Linked DNA regions of Mus musculus: region 2 is linked to region 1. A link is a loop called in an ENCODE intact Hi-C map of the cell type or tissue named here. Cell type or tissue: gastrocnemius. All regions are shown on one strand.

Region 1 (8,000 bases):
GCTGAAGATGCTCTTGGTTGGATTTGCCAGGATGGGCTCCTCAAAGTCCCCATGTGCAAAGTCTGACCAAAGTCTGCCTTGGGAAGCTCTGCCCTCTTCCCTCCACACAGCACCTGCTATGTAAGCTCAGCAGACAGCATGGTCTTTGGGATTTTGGGTCTTTGGTACTTTCTGGCTCTTTAGCGTGTCTTCACTGTCAATCAGCCAACATGACCTTGTCTTCTGGGGTGAACACAGAGGCTGCCTCTTGCTTCTCAACTGAACCAGAAACTTTTTCTGAGGCCCCCAGGGCTTTCCCCACCATGCAGATATACCTTGTGAGCATAGCCTAGGCTACCTTTCCCCTGTGTCTCCAGGCTTGGCACTGGGTGGGGCACAGCCGCAATCAATGGAGACAGGATGATGACACTGCAGCTCCCAGTAGCAGCTGTCGCTCGCTCTTAGTCACCATGCTTCTTCTCCTTAAGTCACATTCAGATGTATGCAGGAGAGAACTGATTAATAATTTGGGAATCACAGAAATAAACTCCGAATACACAGGCGTTCACACAGAGGCAGCTGGGTCTTGGTATAACTACAATTGTTTTTTTGCGACCACGGGTCTTATTTAAATTTTGATTTCATTTTCCCCGTAGTTCAATTTCATTTTTAAATTGTCCCCATTAGTCCTTGGTTATTAGATATTATTTTCTACATCTTTAAGGACGCTCGATATTTAAGTGTGAAAGTCATCCCAAACCGTAACAAAAGGGCCTGCCCGGGCGGGAGTTGTGTTTTCCCCTCCCTTGGAAGTCGCAGGGGTTTGGTTTTCCACAGCCCAGTTACTTTGGATGGCACACAGGTGACACGGAAGCTGTGGTGTTGTAGGGAGCCATGGGAAGTTACCATGTGTGGAGGACAACGTGAAGTCAGAGCTTGGGATGACGTAGTGCCCAGGAGCTGCCCTCTGGCCTCCTACACTCCCTGCCTACGTTCTGGAACAATGTAACATATTCTCTGCCCAGACACTGTCACCCCCCCAGGTTGTCACAGAGCTCTTATAGAAATTGTTTCCACTTTCCAAGGATTTTCTACACTGTACCCCATTGTCAAGAAAACATCCTAAAGTGAAGATGTATTCCCGTGTGTACCATCCGCTGATTCTTATAATGTCTCCTTTGTTTGGGAAAAAAAAAATGTCTCTAACTGTCACTCCTTGAGCTCCTGCTTTGGCCACACACAGTGAGGCTAGGATCGCCAGTGTCTCCCACCCTAGGGTATAGGGTGCTCTTTTTCTTCATCCTTCTCTCTCCTTACCTGGTCTGAGAAGCTATGCTCCACCCCCTTTGCTCTTTCCACTTCCAGAGGGACCAGGAGTGCGCTAGTCTTTCTCAGACGCTGGCATGTGCCTCCAAGCCACAGACTACTGTGGTTCTCTGGAGAGAACACAGTGCTGAGGCACAAGACCAATCCATGTCCTGCCTGGGGGTGAATTCACATCGATGAATTCTGTCCTAAAGCTACGGCGAGTCACAATCCCACTGCATTTTCTCCCACAATAGTCTATCAGTATCACGGCCATTGAAATAACCTTAAACAATTTTCACAAAAATTTGGGCTTCATAACTGGACCTATCTAGATAAACCAACTGAGTTAATAATGAAAGCTCTGTTTAATATTTTCAAAATACTGTTCCTTCAGTTGAAGAAGAGAAAATTTAGTCAGTAGAGAGAGTTCTTTTTTTCCCCATGCAAATAGTTCTCAAAGAAGGTTGGCTGCAGAGTTGGTTGATGCAGCAGCTTAGCAGGATGCGTAGAGAACCTGCATTTCCTAGTGTTTATCCACATCATGTTTCACCCGACAGCTGGATCCCTCGTGCTCCCAGGATAGCTGCGAGGCTCTAAAATCACGCTAGCATCCAGAGACAGAAGAGCCCCCTCCTCTGCTCGGCTTCTCCTTTATGCTCTCACTCCGTGAATGGAATTGGTATACAATGGACTGGTTTCCCTTCCTTGGTATATGACAGGCTGTTTTTCCTTCTGTTCCAAAGCTCCTGGAATAATGACTCAGACTCAAAAAAATATTTGCACATACCTAGGCCACATAGCCAGGCTCATTCCCTGACTAGCTCATAACTTAACATAACCTACTTAAACTAATCCACATTCTGCCACATGACTGGTTACCTCTGCTCAGGTCCCATGCATCTGTTCTCCTCAATACCTCCAGCGACTCCTCCCATGCCTAGTTCTATCCCAGAATTCTTTCTGCCTTTTGGACCTTCTAATCTACCCTCTCTTGTAGGCCATAGTTTTTAATTGACAGGTAATGTATCCATACAACACACACGATACTCGATACTCTCTCTACATGTAATGGTTTCTCTTCCGTGTACTCTTCCTCCTCCCCCTCCCCCTCCTCCTATGTCACTGCTCTCTCTTGGCTTTCCTACACCATGAGTCATGAATCTTCTTCTACCTGTCTCTCCTAGTTGAGATGCACTGTTCATTTCTGCTTTTCCCTCAGGGTTGTGCACCCCCCACCCCCTTTCCCTCTTAGTTTCCTGAGCTGGGGACACACACAGGCATGTGAAGGTGTAGTCGACCAGTTGGCCAGTCTGCTTTCTTCTTATCTCCATGGGGCTTTACCTGGTTGTTTCTGAGGCATCGCCCTCCAGTCCTCTGCACTCCTGCTGTCTTAAGGGGAGGAAGGTTGCATTGGAAGCCAGTAGCTTGATGTGCGGCATTGACTATAGATGTGCCCTGACAAACTCCAGGGCAGGTGTAACATCCAGAGAGGGACTGGAAACACTAAAATCTTCAAAGAAGTTGCCTGGATTAGTAAACCTGTGCAGAGCAGCTCTGTGCTTTGCAGTGGGTTCCAGCTACCGAACTCCTTCTCCAGGTGAATGGCCTTCAGCTAAGTGCCAAAGCCACAGGAAGTCAGCCTGGTTCTAGGTAGACAGAGCTGATGCTGCGATGTTTTCCTCAGCTTGAGGCATTCTTACCTTCTCCCTAAATCTCCCTTCGGCTAACTACATCAGATTACTGCCTGGCTGTTGGCTGCAGCCCTCCTCCACCCTAGCTTTGAAATGTAGCTTGCATTGCTTGCTTTTGAGCTTCATATCCAGTGTTTTGGAGACTTTCTGCTCTCCAGATTTTCTTACTTAATTGCAAGCAATTTCAGAAGGGGTGAGCTTCTGAACCTAGTTAACTCAGGGGGTCCCCAAGTCTAGAAAAAGAGCCAAGATCAGCTTCCTGGGGGGGGTGATAGCAGAGTGATCAGGGAGACCACTAACGAATGTGAGCCAGAGGTCTCTGCCCTCAGCTCTCCAAGACCTTGCCAATTCAGGAGTCTTAGGAACCAATTCTCCATAGGAGTTTATGATTAGGTACTCTAATTGCTAAAGTCTCCTTGAAAAAGGACCAGGCCTTGCCCTCAGGCAGTGTAAAATAATAAACATTCCAAGAGTAGCCAAGAAGGTTTGCTTAGAGGACCCGATCTTAGCCCATTCTCCTGATTTCATCCTTAGAAGGCACCTCTGGGAGCTAAGACATCACGGGGAGAGATGCTGAGGTCAAGTCACAAGTCACAAGCCAGTGTACACTGTCTCTACTGAAGCTGCAAACCCTTACACTGCATGCAGCCTATCTCTGGAGCCCCACACCAGAGGGATAGCAGTTCCTAAAAGCCCGCTCTAGATGGGACTGACTCCTGCTCCAGGTGAAATTAGCCCTTTGATGTTTTATGTGACGTGGGTTTCCCAGCATGTTGGATCTTTTGATTCCTGTGTCCTTTATGACTACCACCAGTCTGGGTGGGAAAGTGTTGAGAACTGCCCGGTGGGCTGCATATCATGCAGGAGAGTGAATCTGTTTTCTCCAGTGGCCAAAGGAACTGGGCTTACCCTCAGCTCTTCTCTAATCTGCTTCTATTCTGCCACGGGGCATAAGACTTTATTAACCTCAGCCTTTCTTTTTGTGTGACTAGGAAGGATCATTTGGACTTAGGTTAAAGCAGGCTCTGATTGCTTCCTCAGACTGAGACTCAGGATGTTCCTGCTGCTGGCCCTGATAGTCATCTGTGAGGATAATTGTCTATAAATGGAGCCCGAGGTCACAGAGAGCGGATGTGAGCCTTTGTTCTCAGCTGCTGGCCCCGACCACGTGAGGCGTCCTCACCGAGAGGAGGAAGGCCGCTGACACTGCGAAGCAGGCGGGGTCCTCTCCCAATGATTCCCCAATAAGCAAGGAGTTGCAGGGACCAGCTGTAGGAGTGACCCGAGTGTAGTGCTTGTGGGCGCTTTTCTAGCATGCTAGGTCATTAAAGTTTTGCTTTGCAGAGAAATTCAAAATGCTAAGCGTGGAGTCCAAGTGGACAGAGGTGTTCGGAGAAGAACACAACAGCTCGGACAGAAGAGGCAGGGAGACAGGACAAGAGCAGCGTGCCTCAGGAGCGACTGATTAAGCTCACAACGGGCGTGGGCGCTGATTGGCGGCCGTGGCAGTGGGCAGGGCGATACTGCACCCCACTGTTCTCTGAGGGCAGGAGTTGTAGGAGAGGGAGGAGTAGGCAACGGCGCTGATTGGAGGCGTTCACGGGGACAACGCCCCTGGGCAGGATGGCTGGTGATAATTGGAGAGTACGGTGGTGGGCGGGGTGAGGGTGGGGCTGTCCGGAGTAGGTTTTCCGACTAAAGGGGAAAAGAGCTCTGGCTGCGGGCACTGATTGGTGGGTGGGCGTGTAGGCGTGGCGCAGCGTCGCACTCTGGTTGGTCGGAACGACGCTGGGTGTAGTCTATGGGCGGGGCAGGTTGCCGGGAGCTGGTACTCCTGGCCGGAGGCAAAGGCGCCGCGGGAGTGATCCAGGGACCCGGGCCCGGTGGCCGGTGCGGCCTGCCCTTTGTGCTTGCAGCCCGCATCCGCGCCGAGGGCCGCCGCGTCGGGCTCCCCGGCGCGCGTGCCCGCCAGCGCGCTGCCTAGCCTGGGATGTGCCGGGGATGCGCGCCCGCCGGCCCTGCGGCTCCTGGCAGCTGGGCGCGGGGCGATGGAGCTGAGCATGAAGAAGTTCACGGTGCGCAGGTTCTTCTCCGTGTACCTGCGCAAGAAGTCGCGCTCCAAGAGCTCCAGTCTGAGTCGCCTCGAGGTAAAGGCCCTCCCCGGGAGCGCGCAGGATGCGGGTCCCCGCTGCGCCTGGAGTGGGCATGTAGAGCCTCAGGGCGTGCGGCTACAGTCCAGTGCATCATCACCCCAGACCGGAGCCAGCTGTGGGAAGTTATTTGAAAACTGGTCCAGTTGTCATGAAAATCTATCAAATCGACTCCAAATGTTAGCACTTCATAACAACTGCAGAGAGCGAGTCCTTGCTGCGATTGAAGTTAACCTCAGTGAATTTCTTTCTAGTGCCCCTGTGTGCACAGGATTCGGGGTCACTCCTAGAGAGAGGCTTTAGAGGAGGGGTGCGGTCGGTGCAGCTGGGTTGCCGCGTGGTGTGGGAGTGCTTTGGGAGGCTACATGAGTCCTAAGTTTTGTAGCCTCTGGCGCCTGCCCGTTTTACCTTGAGTCTGGTACTGTGTGGATCAGGGTATTTGAGATCAGTGTAGAGTTGACCAAAGCAACTCAAGAGGGCTCTGTGCATTTTGGTGTTCCTAGGTGGTGGAGTGCCTGACGCAATTCCCCCGCAGCCCAGGCTTTGAGATAGATTGGCTCTGAAACCCGAGGGATGCCGGAAAATCTTGACCTTTGCAGGTCTCGCATCTTCCATGTCCAGTCGTCTGTGATTTTAACGGTGGCTTTCATTTCTGACTAACAACTAAACTATCCTCATCCCAGTGCTCAGACCACGTTGTTGATGAGTCCATAGAGAGCAAAACCGTGTGACCCGCTTTGCTAGTGAAGTGTGTAAGAGAAAGTTGACAACTAACCTAGAGATTTCATGGAACATTGATGTCCCTGCTTCAGTGCAGGCCCATATGGAATTGTGTGTGTGGTTAGAAAAAAATATCACAGATTTCATGTTGAATTGCTCTGTCTCAGCCTTAGTATGTTACACACAGGCAAAGGGCTCTGTGATGATCAAGAGACCTTTTAAGTCCGGGGACAGACTTAAAACCACCAGGGAACTGCTGTTGAAAAAGTTTCTGTTGCTAAATTCCAGCTCAGAATTGAATAGAGTAGAGCGGTTCTCAGAGAGCAAAGCACTGATTTTGGACAAACACAATTATCATTCTGGTAATGGAGAGGGGTATTTAAACTTAATGATGAGAGAAATTGAATAAAAGTTCATTTTTTTTTCTGGTATTCTGCAAAAATCTAGCTAACAGGAACAGAAATTACAGAAGTATTACCTTCCCACCAGATGTGTTTTTATCATCTATTTTCTCATAACGCCAAGTTTATTATGCTGTCCCTTGTCTCTGAGCTGTTGCTCTTGTCTCTTCGTCTCTGTGAGCAAACTCTATGTGCCATTTATAGAGGAGTTGGAGGGACCTGGGTGTTACAGAAGCCTGTGTGCTGATTCAGCAAGGAGAACTGAACTAGGCTGTGGAAAGGCCTCAAATACTGTGGTGAGCAAGATGCACATATGTTGGGGGCAGTAAAAGTAATTTTGTGTGTGTGTGTGTGTGTGTGTGAATAACATTCCTAAGACCTGTGTGTGTGTGAATAACATTCCTAAGACCCCTAGGATGTGGTATACTCTATAGATATGCAGAAGGTCACACTGATGGAAAAGGGGGCAGAGAGATGGCTCAGCAAGCGGTGCTGGCTACCAATCCGAACAACCTGGGTTCAATCCCCAGGGACTCACATGGTAAAAGGAGAAAACTGAATCCCACAAGTTGTCCTCTGACCTTCATATATGGCAGTGTGTTTCAGTTGTTCACACACACACACACACACACACACACACACACACACAATTTTGAAAGGTCCAGAAAGCAGTGTATTCTGTCAGTTAAGTTGAACACCCCCTGTGGATGCACGGCCTAGCTAAGGTGATCAGCTCAGATGCATAGATGTGTGCTTTACAAATGGCCCCTCAGTTTTCTACCATTTGGTGTCTGTGAAAACCCACTTAGTATATTCTTCTGTCCTTATTCTGTTTAGCATGGGGAAAGACCCTGAGAAATGAAGGGTCTGTTAAAAGCGTACCCACCTTTCTGTAGTGTTAAGAACCTGTGTGGGTTCAGGCTGTTTTTTGGACAACGCAGATTGTAATAATGCCAAAGAAGTTCTGGCCTCAGGACCACGTGTCACTGGCTCTGTCTGCTCGTCCTGTAAGTTTCTGACACTTTCACAGTTCGCCAGGTCCCTTTGCCTTCCTTGGTAGGTAGACAGCTGCTTATGGGCCAAGGAAGAGCACATCCCAAGCCTGTAAACTCAGCTGGAAGGTCTGATGCACTGTGAGGTTGAGAGAGGCCATAGAGAATTGAGCACTGTTGTGCCTCTCTGTTGGGACAGATAAAAAAAGTTCACCGTTCAGAAAGTCTTCATTGTTCTTTAAAAATTGTTCTTAGGATACACAGAAAAAGTAAACATCTTTGTTTTTTGCAACTTGAAGCCTAGTGGTATAAAGAGGAAACCAACAGCAAGTTTGACGCGGTGATATCTTTGTTAACTGTGACTTAACATTTGGTCTAAAATTTATTTTACTTTTAGAATACAATGTTTGATAAACCTGGGGCTGTGGAGACCAAGTTACCTAATATGTGTGGAAACATGTTGTGAATTTCAGCTTAAACTAAATCTCATTTAAATATTTCTGTCTGGTATTGGCATTGACCTAAGTGATCAGGCCAGGTGGGCCACTTGCGCAGATGTGTTCCAGAGACTGTTGAATCTGGGGCCATGTGCAGCCTTTGTGGCATGGCCTGAGGCCACAGCAGTGATGTGTTACCACTGCCTCATCCCAAGGTCCAGCTACAGATGAGGAAGTGGAGTCTAAGGAGGCCCCATCTCCTGTGTTGGTCTAAAGACTATCCCTCATGTAGGAGCAGGGCACTGCTGTTATCAATTCTAGC
Region 2 (8,000 bases), 53 kb after region 1:
GCTTGAAATGAGGTTAAAATGTACTCAATCTAGTGAAAACCTGATATGAAAGACATGGCAGCAATTTTTCTGCGTAACCATTATTCTAAGAGCTGGAAATATAGTAAGAAAAACATGTTGCTCTGGGAAGAAGTGGCTGAAGACTGAACCCATGAGCTGTATCGGTTGTCTCCATAAGTAGCAAATCCTAGAGATGTGCTAGAATGTTCCATAAACCTAACCCCACCCTCAGCCAGCCACTGTTTCGAATAGTCTTCCGAGGAGACATCCTGAGATAAGAAGCCCAGTTAGCCGTGAGAAGACTGCCCAGCCCTGTGTGTTGCAGTGGGGCTGAGTTCTGGGGAAGATCCAAGAATACCTACACAGATCTCAGCAGGGATTTGCACTACTGTCCCTAGGCTGTCATTCCGAGACAGAGGGCAATTCAGAAGCTTCCAGAAGCAGCTGCTGGTAGGCTGCTTCTCTCTTTTAAGTGCCTTGGCTTTTTGCCAAAGTTCATTTACAGTCGTGCAGGGCTCGGCTCAGGTGCTGGGCCTTCTAGCCGTGCGTAAGCCAGAGGTCTGGTGACAGGAAGACCGTGACAACCGGTAGCAGATAGATAGCTGCCACTCCAAGTCTGGAGCAAAGCAGAGAGGGAGAGTCACCATTCTGACTGGAAGCACGCTTGTAGCTGGCCTAGCTCTGAGGCTCCTTCCTGGTCTGTCCCAACAGCCACTCATGATCATGCCAAGGCTGGCCATTCCTCTTAAACTAGCCACTTTTCTTGCTTTGTGTTAAGAGGCCAAACCAAACAAGTATCCACTAGTAAGTGATCAAGGAGCTTGGTGATGGCTCCACAGCACACAAGCAGTCCAATGTGGAAGAGTTTAACAGGCAGTTATTTTAATGTCTGTTGCTGTAGTAAGGCCCTGAAGCCATTGAGTCCATGCTAGTAGAGCCCTGGGCACCAGATCACTGCTGACAACGTTAGGCCTCTGCTCAGGGGTCAGGATTTTGAGGGTTCCTGCACTGTTGCTGTATGCCTCCAAAATCCGACCTGCTGTTCCTTGCGTTCAGGAAACGTCAGCAGACTTCTCACCTGATAATCCAGATGGGCGCCCTCCCTGGATGAGCTGCAATCTGCTTTATCTAGGATAAAAAAAAATGATGTTTTGGCATCTTAGGACCAGCGGTGGACCATCCCCAGTGTCTCACGTGGGGTGGACAGGGTGCGTGATCTCTCTGTGGCATGTGTATCTGTATCTGGATACACGTGACTGAGTATTTTGCCGGACCTCAAGCGATGATGGCTTTTTGGGGTTGTTCCAATATAGTTTCCTCAAACTCAGAAATGTATGTATTACATTATATTATATTATATTATATGTATTACATTATATAATATGTATTACATGATAGCTTCAGGGTTAGAGAAAGTTCTCAACTCTTCTCATTCTACAGAGAGGAAGGGCGTAAGGGTGGTGAGGTCGTGTGCACACCAAACACTGGATGCTGACTTGAGCTGGGTGTTCTACAGAGACCAACATTTAAACTGTCCCACAAGGAACCCCTTGTAGGTGCTTACAGAGTAGATGCTGGGTAGACAGTGATACAACAGAGAATATACAGTTGGCGCAACACACGTCTCGTCCTGTGGCGGAACCTATGGACATTGAGATGCATGGTGGGAAGCCCAGTGGCTTCTGGGAGTGTTGCTAGGCTAGCCTGCTTCTTCCAAACCAGGACACAGGATGCAGGGAACTAGGAGCTTAGGAATGGAGCACACCTGTAGGATGTCACAGAGAGGGTTGCTGTAGGCCTGGCTGCAGATCATTGAGTTCTTGGTGCACGGTGTTCCTAGAGAAGTGCAAATGTGATCTCAGGAGTTAACTGTGTTGTGAGTCTCCCAGGGATGCAGCTCCAGGGATGCAGCGTCAGTTTGTCCCCTCTCTTGACAGCCTTCATTTGCGCCTGTCACTGGAAGCCTGTAATTGTTGGTTTGTGCGGGCTTCAGTAAATTCCTTTGTTCTACGTGAGTCTTCCTTCTGTGCCAGGTTCCCAGCTCTGACAGACCAAGCAAGGATAGACAATAGCACATGTGGGGGGGGTGGGGGGAGGCTGCATTGGAAAGCTTGGAGCTAAATCCATTTATTTTTCTTTTCCCTCAATATGTCATAATCTTTTAAAAAATGTGAAATAGCTAAGTAGACTACAACAAAAGGAGAAGAAAGAGGAGGCAGTGGAGACAGGGAGGGAGCGCGGGAGAAAGGAAGGGAAGGACCGAGAAAGTAATTTACTAGATTCCTTTCCATGAGGTTTCTGCCCAAAAGTTTTCTTCAGTTTCAGAAACTGAATTCTGAAGGTGCCTGTGGCTTCTTTGGTCTGGGTTCTGCTGTTGACAGTCACTGGGCTAGTGAACACCGTGGACCGCAGGGCAGCAGCGTCACACCCATTCTGACAGTTTCTTCTTCACAAAGAAGGTCCACTTCTATCAGGAGCTGAACACACAGCCAAGGATGGAGATGGAGAGACAGAGTCCAGAGTCCTCTCGTTGCCTGCCACTCAGGAGCCATGTCCCAGGAGACCTCCTGCCAGGGTTTCATAGGCAGAGTGTGCACCCAGCAAACACTTGCAGAAGTGGCTACCCTGCTGTGCTGGAAAGGAAAAAACAGACTCTAAGGTCCTTATCTCAGGCCAGGAAAGTGAGATAAGTGTGTTACACTTCATTCAGAGGTCTGTGATTGACACTGAGCCTTGATTTTACGTTATCATCACCATCACCATCACCATCATCAATCATCATGAGTATATGTATGCAGTGAGTGTGGGTGGAAGTGCTCTCAGAGGACAGAAGAGTGTGTAGGATCTCCTGGAGCCGGAGTCATGGGTGGTTATGAGCCGCCTGATGTGGGTGATGGGAACTGAGCTCTGGCCCTCTAGAGACAGAACAGTCAGTCGTTCTTGACTGCTGAACCCCCTCTCTGGCTGCTGGGTCACCTTAGTTTCCAAGATTGATACCAAGCCCACCTCAGCTCTCTTTCTCCTGTAAACATCTTGGCCCCCAGATAAGGGCACAGCTGCCCCCACTGCACGTGGGACACCGCCATGCACCTTATTGAAGACTCTGTCACTGCATCCAGAGGGGTCTTTCCTGCCACATATTAACACTCCCATGTGTCTAAGAACACCAGGCTTCTTTTTCTACCCTTTTCCCTTGCATCCAGAAAGCAGTCACGCCATTAGTTTCCACCCTTTTCTCCTTGCAGCAGGGTCATTTAATCTTATCTGTTTTCCAAAGCACAGTCCTGAGATCTAATTAGTATAGCCGGGTGGGATAATGGTAGGTGAGCCTTGGGAATAGGCACATCTGGGGAGGGGGCATTGTAGCATCCAGTTTTCTTATATAGAGAGACAAATGGTCATCTTGATTGGCTTTACATTTCTGGAGAGAAATGTCAAAGACAGAGAGGGAATTCATTGCTTTGGGCACCACCAGTTAGTTACACAGTTGTTACAATTAACCCAGTAGCAGGCTGGTAGGACATAACTTCCAGATGGGCAGAGGAGCAGAGGGCTGACTGGACTCAGATGTCTCAAAGGAAGACAGGTGTAGAGTCCTCAAGGGAGCTGGCACGGGTTAGGTTTTCCTCTCCTTCCTGTCCGTTATCTTTACTACCCAGCCTTCCGTCACTGCTCTGCAGTCTGTCTGTCTGTCTGTCTGCCTGCCAGTCTCTCCCTCCCTCCCTCCCTCCCTCCCTCCCTCCCTCCCTCCCTCTCTCTCTCTCTCTCTCACACACACACACACACACACACACACACACACACACACACACACACATTCTGTGTGTCAGCTTTTCATATCCCCCATCCATACCATTATTTATCCTCCTTTGATCTCCTTTCTATTCAGTATATTATAATAAAGTTAAAATATAATTATGTCAGCTGGGCATGGTGGCACACGCCTTTGATCCCAGCACTCGGAAGGCAGAGGCAGGTGGATTTCTGAGTTCGAGGCCAGCCTGGTCTACAGAGTGAGTTCCAGGACAGCCAGGGCTATACAGAAAAACCTTGTCTCGAAAAAACAAAAACAAAACAAACAAACAAATATATATTTATGTCATCCCCCTCCCTTTCTTACCCCCACTCCCATGTACAGCACCTCACTCCCTCTCTAATTCAAGACCTCTTTATAACTGTTAATATTATGTATATGAGTAAGTACCCAAATGCAAAGATCCACTCTGCAGAGTCCTTCTAGTGGCCTTTGTGTGCATGTGATTTCAGGGCTGACCGTTTGGAATGAGATTAACCCCTCCCTGTGTGCAACCAGCTCCCTCACCCCCCCCCCCCCCCCCCCCGTGTCCATAGCTACCTGTAGTCAGGGGACAGGGCTCTGTGAGATTCCCACCCTTCTACAGTGTTGTCTATTGCTTTGTTGTTCTGGTCCTGTTTAGGCAGCCCTGTTGCTGAGGTACCCTGAGTGTAGCTTCACTGTCCTTTCCGTTTTATACTCCTATGTGCATGTATTTATATGGATGTATATATGCACACATGCACACACATGTTATAGGCTAAAGCTGCAACTGAGAAAGAACATGTGGTTTATACAACAAATCTGTAGCCAACATTCTAACCTGCAAAAAAATAAACACTTCCCCTACAGTTGGGAATGAGACTGGATGCTCGCTCTGACCATGTAGTACCCAGAACCTTAGCTGCAGCAGCACAACACGAGAAAGCCATAAAGGAGATAAAAACAAGAAAGGAAGAAGTCTAACAATCCATCTTTGGGGCTCTACTCTTTTTTTTTTTTTTGAACATTCTATTTTTTTTATTAAACTAATAAAATTTATTTTAAAATATACAACTTAGTATTGACATATTTTAAGTCATCAAAATAATTTATAATAGTTAAATGCCTCTTAAATATACATGATATCTCCTGAAGCTAAAAGTAATATGCACTCAACCAGTTTTAAAAAATCTATTTGGAGCATTAAGCATGATAGAAATAGAAAAAAAATCTCTTATGAAATCTTCTACGAAAGGAAATTGTGACAGGTTCCTGATTAGACAGAAGTCCTTCCATCTCCAAGGGAGAATACGCAGTTTAACTGTGGCTTCATAGAATGAACTGGGTAGTGTTCCTTCTGTTTCTATTTTGGGGAATAGTTTGAAGAGTATTGGTATTAGGTCTTTGAGGGTCTGATAGAATTCTGCACTAAACATATCTGATCCTGAGCAGTTCTTTTTTGGGGGGGGTGGGGGACTTTTAATGACTGTTTGACTGCTTCTACTTCTTTAGGGGTTCTGGGACTGTTTAGATGGTTTATCTGATCCTGATTTAACTTTGATATTTGGTATCTGTCTAGAAAATTGTCTATTTCATCCAGATTTTCCAGTTTTGTTGAAGATAGGCTTTTGTAGTAGGATCTGATGATTTTTAAAATTTCCTCAGTTTCTGTTGTTATGTCTCCCTTTTCATTTCTGATTTGTTAATTTGGATAGTCTCTCTGTGCCCCCTGGTTAGTCTGGCTAAGGGTTCACCTATCTTGTTGATTTTCTCAAAGAACCAGCTCCTGGTTTTGTTGATTCTTTGTATAGTTCTTTTTGTTTCTACTTGGTTGATTTCAGCCCTGAGTTGATTATTTCCTGCAGTCTACTCCTCTTGAGTATATTTGTTTCTTTTTATTCTAGAGCTTTCAGGTGTACTATCAAGCTGCTAGTGTTTGCTCTCTCAGAGCCGAGGTTTCCTCTTAGCAGTGCTTTCATTGTGTCCTATAAGTTTGGGTATGTTGTACCTTCATTTTCATTAAATTCTCAAAAGTCTTTAATTTATTTATTTCTTCCTTGACCAAGTTATCATTGAGTAGGGCATTGTTGATCTTTCATGTGTATGTAGGCTTCCTGTTGTTTTTGTTGCTATTGAAGACCAGCCTTAGCCTGTGGTGATCTAATAGGATGTATGGGATTATTTCAATCTTGTTCTATCTGTTGAGGCCTGTTTTGTGACCGATTATATGGTATATTCTTTTGTGTTATGATGAAATATTCTAAAGATATCTGTTAAATCCACTTGGTCCATAATTTCTGTTAGTTTCACTGTGTCTCTGTTTAGTTTCTGTTTCCAGGATTTGTCCATTGATGACAGTGGGGTGTTGAAGTCTCCCACTATTATTGTGTGAGGTGCAATGTGTGCTTTGAGCTCTAGTAAAGTTTCTTTTATGAATGTGGTTGCCCTTGCACTTGGAGCATAGATGTTCAGAACTGAGAGTTCTTCTTGGTAGATTTTTCTTTTGATGAGTATGAAGTGTCCTTCCTTATTCTTTTTGATAACTTTTGGTTGAAAGCTGATTTTATTTGATATTAGAATGGCTACTCCAGCTTGTTTCTTGGAACCATTTGCTTGGAAAATTGTTTTCCAGCCCTTTACTCTGAGGTAGTGTCTGTCTTTGACACTGAGGTACATTTCCTGTATGCAGCAAAATGCTGGGTCCTGTTTACATATCCAGTCTGTTATTCTATGTCTTTTTTATTGGGGAATTGAGTCCATTGATGTTAAGCAATATTAAGGAATAATGATTGTTACTTCTTGTTATTTTTTGATGTTATTTTTATGTTTGTGTGGCTATTTTTCTTTTCGGTTTGTTGAAAGAAGATTACTTTCTTGGTTTTTTTCTAGGGTGTAGTTTCCCTCCTTGTGTTGGTGTTTTCCATCTATTATCTTTTGTAGTACTGGATTTGTGGAAAGATACTGTATTAATTTGTTTTTGTCATGGCATATCTTGGTTTGTCCATCTATGGTAATTGAGAGTTTTTCTGGGCTGGCATTTGTTTTCTCTTAGGGTCTGTATAACATCTGTCCAGGATATTCTAGCTTTCATAGTCTCTGGTGAGAAGTCTGGTGTAATTCTGATAGGTCTGCCTTCATATATTACTTGACCTTTTTCCCTTACTGCTTTTAATATTCTTTCTTGGTTTTGTGCATTTGGTGTTTTGACTGTTATGTGAGGGGAGAGATTTCTTTTCTTGTCCAATTTAGTTGGAGTTTTGTAGGCCTCTAGTATGCTCATGTGCATCTCTTTCTTTAGGTTAGGGGCTTTTTCTTCTATCATTTTGTTGAAGATATTTACTGGCCCTTTTACTTGGGAATCTTTGTTCTCTTCTATACCTATTTTTTTTTTTCTTCTATACCTATTATCCTTAGGTTTGGTGATCTCATTGGGTCCTGGATGTTTTGGGTTAGGAGCTTTTTGCATTTTGCATTTTCTTTGACTGTTGTGTCGATGTTTTCTATGGTATCTTCTGCACCTGAGATTCTCTCTTCTATCTCTTGTATTCTGTTGGTGATGCTTGCATCTGTGACTCCTGATCTCTTTCCTAGGTTTTCTTTCTCCAGGGTTGTCTCCCTTTGTGATTTCTTTATTGTTTCTATTTCCATTTTTAGATCCTGAAAGGTTTTGTTCAATTCCTTCATCTGTCTGGCTGTGTTTTCCTGTAGTTCTTTAAAGGGTTTTTGTGTTTCCTCTTTAAGGACTTCTAGCTGTTTTCCTGTGTTCTCCTGTATTTCTTTAAGGGAGTTATTTATGTCCTTCTTAAAGTCCCCTATCACCATCATGAGATGTGATCTTAAATCAGAGTCTTGCTTTTTCTGGTGTGTTGGAATATCCAGGGCTGGCTGCAGTGGGAGAACTGGGTTCTGATGATGCCAAGTAGCCTTGGGTTCTGTTGCTTACGTTCTTGCCTTTGCCTCTAGCCATCTGGTTAATTGTGATGTTAGCTAGTCTTTCTGTCTCTGACTGTGGCTTGTCCCTCCTGTAAGCTGGTATCAGTACTCCTGGGAGACCAGTTCTCTCTGGTAGGAATTTGTATATGGAGAGCTATGGCTCATAGTAAGCTCTGGGGTGCAGCTAGAAACTGGAAGGATCCTGTCCCCAGCTGTTCTTTGGTTCCTGTTGTCCTGATGGCTCTGGATGGGTCTTTCTTGGGCCAGGAATTTGAGCAGAAGTGGTGGTGTT

What was found. Peaks named below come from ENCODE experiments on the same cell type or tissue, not always from the same donor. Only the 100,000 strongest peaks of a DNase experiment are listed, where the experiment ranks them.
Region 2: it touches region 1 in a loop (4-fold over the local background); 3 of 42 quality-filtered maps call a loop at or near these places.

Annotation. Positions count from the first base shown.
Region 1 is chr17:7,165,319-7,173,318 of GRCm38, forward strand. It overlaps Rps6ka2 (ribosomal protein S6 kinase, polypeptide 2), which reads left to right and starts at 4,797. Exons shown (of 21, transcript NM_011299.4): 1 at 4,797-5,125. The coding sequence starts at 5,027. In gastrocnemius, no CTCF peak of the experiment used is centred here; DNase peaks (open chromatin) are centred at 4,189, 4,589, 4,712 and 5,460; H3K4me3 peaks cover 2,838 bases; H3K27ac peaks cover 4,962 bases.
Region 2 is chr17:7,218,806-7,226,805 of GRCm38, forward strand. The region is part of intron 1 of Rps6ka2 (ribosomal protein S6 kinase, polypeptide 2); the gene reads left to right. Among named protein-coding and RNA genes, the nearest start is that of Rps6ka2, 53 kb to the left of the region's middle. In gastrocnemius, no CTCF peak of the experiment used is centred here; no DNase peak of the experiment used is centred here; H3K27ac peaks cover 1,110 bases.